Linked DNA regions of Mus musculus: region 2 is linked to region 1. A link is a loop called in an ENCODE intact Hi-C map of the cell type or tissue named here. Cell type or tissue: heart. All regions are shown on one strand. Links, peaks and the distances in the headings refer to the core of each region. The heading gives the core; the rest is flanking DNA. Region 1 holds the start of Cyp1b1 (cytochrome P450, family 1, subfamily b, polypeptide 1). Region 2 has its middle 28 kb from the start of Gm33055.

Region 1 (2,837 bases), core at 338-2,837:
GCATTTCGTTACAACAGGAGAAAGACAAACCAAAACAGGTATGTTGGACCAGTGCAGCTCTGAGAAACCAATGGTTATTAGTAAACTAAGACACACTTGACCCACGTCATCACAGGAGAGCTAGACTATAGTATATATAAAATCTCATTCAGAAAAGACTGCAAAAGTTACTGAAAAGACTTATAAAAAGGCCTTTTCTTAGCAGGCCAGGAATTTTATTGAAAGATGTTAGACTCTCTTTCAGACATTTTCATTAAGTTCCTTTATAATGTAATCAGTTGTTTTAATGTCAGCTGTGGGACAACTTCTACTGGCCTTGCTCTTGGCCAATTCAAGGGCAAAGAGTGAGCATAGCTTTTCTCTGTGAGTCTTATAATCCTCAGTCATGAAAACAAAAAACAACATCCTTTTGGCTGATTCAAAACTTATTACACTTATGTACACGCAAGTGTGTGTGCTTTGGCATGGGCGTGGAGGTGAGAGGATTACTTGAGCCTTGTGCCCTGTGGCATCTAGTTCAGGTGGTCAGTGTTGTTAGCAAGCACCATTAGCTGTTGAGCCTCTGGCCAGATCCTATGCAAATTTTGTTTTGGTTTGTTTTGCTTGTTTTGTATTGTTCAGCAAGAAACTTGTTGATCCTCTTAAGGGTGCTTTTAATAGACCCGTATGAGGGATTTGGAGTGGAACTTTGTGAGTTTAAATCCTGTCTTCACCTATAGAGAACATTGTGATTCAGATAATAGTCTCATAATCTCTCTGAATCTCTTTATTTGTAAATGAGACAATAACACAACGCTGGGAACGGGTTATCCAGAGATCACACCAATGACCTGGGGCTACAATTCTTCCTTTATTAGAAGCAGTCTACCTCTTTCTTGGGTTGCCTTTTCCAGAGCCTAACAGAAACCTTGTTCTCTCAGGTGTTTTGCACGATACCTTGCATTGACCATAAACAAGAGCAGTTGCTTCCCAGGCCTTTTGACATCCTTGGCTTTCTCTTTGAAGAAAGCGTCCCCGAAGCTAGTTTGGGAAACAAGCTGAGTGAGTGGGGGTCGACCAGTTGGCTGCGATCGAGCATCCTCAGGGCAGGCCCTGCGGGCGGCAGCTGTGCGTGCGCCGCCAAGGGTGGTGGCGGCAGGCACCCCGCCCTTGGCCGCCGCCTCGGCGTGTCAGGTGTCGTGAGAAACGCGGGAGGGGCGGCCGCGAGCAGCGCCCAGGGAGATGACTGGAGCCGACTTCCCAGAAGCGGCGCACGCAAGGCACAGCTCCGCACGCAAGGGGGAGGCGACAGCAGAAACTTTTCAACCCAACCGTTTGTTGGCGTACAGAGCCGCCTCCTCCTCCCACTCACCGCCCCCTCTCGGGTCTGGCGCTCCAGGACTGTCTCTGGTGCCCAAGCTTGGATCACTGCCTGGGGCGACCTGAGCTGTCACGCGTGTCCAGCAGGTGGCAGAGTTCCTGTCGTTTCAACGCGGGAAGCCTTGCCTTCTGAGAGCTTTGTGTGCAGAAGGATGGTGCACGCCTTGGGGCGGGAGAACTTTAAAGGTTTCCAAATCTCAGAGGTAGAGATCTGTGCACACAAAGGGCCGCGGCCGTGGGGCCAAATGCTTTGTAAAACCTTAAGATAAAGATAAATGCAAGGCAAACCAAGCTGTCCTGATATTAAAATAGCAAGTTTCTTTTCCTGGCTCGGTGCCTAAGGATCATGAGCAAGGCACCAAACTCGAGTCACCTGGAGGAGGAGGGCGTGCTCCTGGTTGAGCTTTGCTCCAGCGCGCAGAGGCGTTGGAAATTCTGTCCCAAGCTCGGTTCTGAGGAAAGCGTGGGGGTCTTGACTGGGGGGTGGGGGGTGGGGAGGATGACTGACGACAAGCCCTTGTCGCCAAAGGAAAACTTTACAAGGCGGATCCTAACAAAGCTGCCAGCTATTGTTTCAGGAGGGTCCCAGCCAGAGGCGCGGATTTCCCACTGGACCACCCTGGGTCACTAAGCACGGATGTGAGACCCAACTCACAGATCTGTGGATTTTCGCAGTGCGTCCCGCCCCTCACGCCCCACCCCCTAAGGTCCCGCTTCCTCCAGTCTCTACCCAGTCCTTAAAACCCCGGAGTAGAGGGATGGCGCATCGCCTCTGGGGTGCGTTGCAGACACCTCTGCGACGCCAGCTTGAAAACTGCCAGCGGGCTGGGATTTAACTCCACTTTATCAACTCCCACCCCCGACCCTTCTCAACTGCAACCCCAACTCCGTGAGAAAGCCCTGACTTTGCGGGGTCCCAGGTGCAAACTTGAGACACTTTTGTCCCTGTCCTCCATCCTAATCTAAGTTTAGGCTCTGATTGAGTCAAGAGTAGGTGCTAAAGCAGCGGGCCTCAGGTGTCTAGGTCTCGGGGTCCCTGGGGACTCTCAGGTTGAAGCCTTGCCAGAATCTGGGCAGAGGCTCCAGAGCTTCTCCCAGATCCCGCTGCTCTACACCGCTGGAAACCACGCTTCATCGCAGGTCAGTCTGTCCGCGGAGCCACTTTCCTGAGGTCTCTTCAGGGCAGTTCTTGAAGGTCAGGGGTGGGGGTATTAGGTACTTTAAAAGAAACCTGCCTCAGTGTCTGCCACCCACCGGCATTGTGTCGGAATTCTGGGAACCGTTAGGCAGCTGGGGATTTGGAAGCCGATAGGTCTCTGCTGGAGGCTGAGTTGGGTAGGAAACATAGTTTTAAGCATCTTGCCCAGAAAGCTAGCCTTTACCTGAATTATGCACTGCCTCCTCTCTACTCAATCCCAGGGTAAAGCCCCATGCTGGGGCCGAGACGCGGGACGGAGGGCACTCTTTTTTTCCTTTGC
Region 2 (2,907 bases), core at 121-2,620, 50 kb before region 1:
AAATTGTTTGTAATTCTTCATCCCATAGAGGAGATGATTAAAGAATATTTTGTCAAGCAGACCGTGGCTTCAAGTCAAGCAAGGGTAAGGCTTAAGTCCAAGTCCATACCTAAAGAACACAGTGTCTCAAATGTTCAGGAGGCCATAGCCAGATGAGGCTCTCTCATAATTCATCCATCCATACTTGTTTCAGTATCAAAATAACAACTGAATTTTCCTGTAGTCTTTGATTCCCTCTAGTTGCAAACCTCCCAAGGTGGCATACCTCAGTTCACAATGTATGGCCTTAGAGCAAATAGAAAGATATTTCTTTCCTCTGGAAATACTCTAAACATGCATGTTCTAGAAAGGATGTTCTAGAAATAAATCGGATGTAGTTTCAATCATACCATACTGCTAATTGTCATGGTTGTTATGAATTGATATAGGGGTCCTCAGCCCACTGTGGGCGGTACCATTCCCTGATCAGCTGTTCCTAAGAGAGCCGGGAGCAAGACTTTGAGTGAGTCATCAAACAGCATAACTTCATGGCTTCAGCTGTCAGGCTTTGGTTGTGAGTTGAGCCCTGTGATTAGAGGTAAGGTCCCCTTGCCCTGACTTTCCACAAATGATGGCCTGTGACATGTAAGATGGAATAAATCCCTTCCTCTTCTAAGTTGCTCTTGGTCAGTGTTTTTATCACAGAAACAGAAAGGAAACCAAACCAGACAGTTGTCCTTGTTGGGTGCTCCTAAAACAACACCCACTGCTGAAGTTGTAAGATGCTCAGCTGCAGATAAAATTCCAGTAAAAGAAGTTGGCTGCTGCAACACCAACAGGCCATCCCAGATTGTTTCCAGAAAGCCACAGACCAAAAAGCAGTGAGTGCTTCCTTCAAAAGCTCTGGAGAGTCGAAAACTCCAGTCTGGAAGCACCTGCTTTATAGGTGCTTGGCAAGGAAGCATGCGAGGGAGGCTCATATAGAAGCGATAAGATGGTATCCTGGAGGAAAAAGAGAATTCTGTCTAAAAATAAGGTCTAGTTGTCATAAGAAGTATTTCACCTACTCCATTAACAATAAAATAGGGCTGAATTGGAAAAAGCATGCAGCACCCTTTGCTCCCTGTAGTTTTATTAGAAAAAGTCCTTGCTTATTTTCAGCTTTGCTGGAATCTTTATTTATTTTTTGGATTCCCCATCCTCACCTCCACAGAATATGGCCACCAATAGGAAAGCAGGAGATACTGCTAACTCCAACTCCCTCCTACTCAGCTTCTACCAGCTTAGGACCCTCTACGGTTTGGCCTGCACCGTCCTCTCAGTTCCTCCAACTCTTCTTTGGAGTGAATAGCCTACTAACCCTGATTGACTGCTTGCATTTGGCCTGACTGGAGCAGTCATGAGCTGCCAAGGAATCAGCAGGGAGGGACTAGAGGGCAGCAAGAGAAGCAAACCAACACAGATTCACTCCTTAACTAAACCAGAGAGCAAAGATGCCCCCTGTGTCTGCAGAGTCATTTCCAGGAGGCTCAGACCTAAGTTCTCCTGACTTCATCTGCTTGGCAGAGGTGCTGATGACTTCCTTTTTAAAGGATCGCTCAAAGGCTTGCAGAATTAGAAGTCCCCCTCTGAATAACCTAAGCGCAGTCTCTAGTTCTCTGTGGTTGTAGAGGAACTCATAATTAGTTTCCCATTGTCCTCCTTTCCTCCTAGTGTGGGTCTAGCTTGGCTCTGCTGGCTAACATCCACTGTCTCGCCCACCCGCCTTTTCTTTCCTACTTTCTCTGTCTCGCAGCCAGCTACTATTGCTGAATCTTTTACATCAGTGTTTTTCTCCCTACTCCTGAACTCTGCCTCACTTGGCTTCATTTTCTTAGTACATTTTTTTTCTTTTCCTCCTTACTTTTTAAAAGTCTGAGATGGAGTGAGAGAGTTAAAAGGGTGGAAACTGCTCTCCTAAAGCTATGTCCATTGCAGAAAATAGGAACTAGAAAAATTGAGCAGTTAGCTTGGGTTTCCTTAGGCCTAAGAGCAATATTTATTGTTAAATGATGAAAAATGGGCAAAATGTAGAACTCTATGTGGATGGCATTAAGCAAGCTGTATTCTCCTTGCCTGGAGAGATGATTAGTGCCTCTGGTGGTTTTTACATCTGGACTCCTTCCTGCTGACCACTTATGCTCTATGTGGGGAAGCTGGGGTGGGTGGAGTCCATGGAAAAGTTGGTTTATTTGGAAGCAAAAACATCATTGTCATCATCATCATCATCATCAACAACAACAACAACAACAACTTTTAGAATTGTCTTTAATTCCCTTTTACTTCGCTCCCTGACATAACTCTGGATTTCACTACTTACAGTAGTCTCTGATCTCCAAACCCAAAGAGATCTCATGAAGAAGGATCAGGGTATTTTTCTTCCTGGTAAGGACCTGGTAACATCTTGGCACACAGACTAAAACATTTTGCCAATCTCCTGCTCAAAACTTCTGCTGTTTTTCCCCAAACCAGATGCATTCTTCCCCAAGAAAAGCAAAGGCCTATGTGGATGAGCCCTGTTTTCTGCAAACTGGCACCATTTCCTTCTTTTATAAGTATCCAACCAGTGCATGAATCTCTGGGCACTCAGGTTTCTGGGAAACTCTTGTGTCTGCTCTTGGTGGCCATGGCTTTCTTACAGTGAAATTTCCTGCAACTCTCAGTATGAATGTTTCTGCTGCCCTCTGGGTGACATCACCCAGCAGGTGAAGGATATGGGGTGCTGTCTTCTCTTTACTCCCACTCAAACACTGTGCAGACCCTGACTCCCTAAGTTTGCCTTCTGTTGTGAGTGATGGAACCGCTTGTTCTGCATCATTGGCATTGGCATGTTGTCCTTACTAAGTTCTAAATGGGACTCAATAAGTAACCACATTGGAGCATGGAAAA

What was found. Peaks named below come from ENCODE experiments on the same cell type or tissue, not always from the same donor. Only the 100,000 strongest peaks of a DNase experiment are listed, where the experiment ranks them.
Region 2: a loop joins it to region 1, with 1.9 times the contacts of the local background. A loop is called at or near these places in 1 of 42 quality-filtered maps.

What each region holds. Positions count from the first base shown.
Region 1 is chr17:79,714,349-79,717,185 of GRCm38, reverse strand. It overlaps Cyp1b1 (cytochrome P450, family 1, subfamily b, polypeptide 1), which reads left to right and starts at 2,125. Exons shown (of 3, transcript NM_009994.2): 1 at 2,125-2,499. RefSeq lists enhancers at 1,100-1,128, 1,241-1,270, 1,261-1,291, 1,054-1,322 and promoters at 1,054-2,252, 1-2,258. In heart, for the core only: a CTCF peak has its summit at 1,429 (motif pointing right); DNase peaks (open chromatin) are centred at 1,375, 2,115 and 2,535; H3K4me3 peaks cover 2,057 bases; H3K27ac peaks cover 1,635 bases; H3K27me3 peaks cover 1,472 bases.
Region 2 is chr17:79,764,071-79,766,977 of GRCm38, reverse strand. No RefSeq gene overlaps it. Among named protein-coding and RNA genes, the nearest start is that of Gm33055, 28 kb to the right of the region's middle. In heart, for the core only: no CTCF peak of the experiment used is centred there; a DNase peak (open chromatin) is centred at 1,427.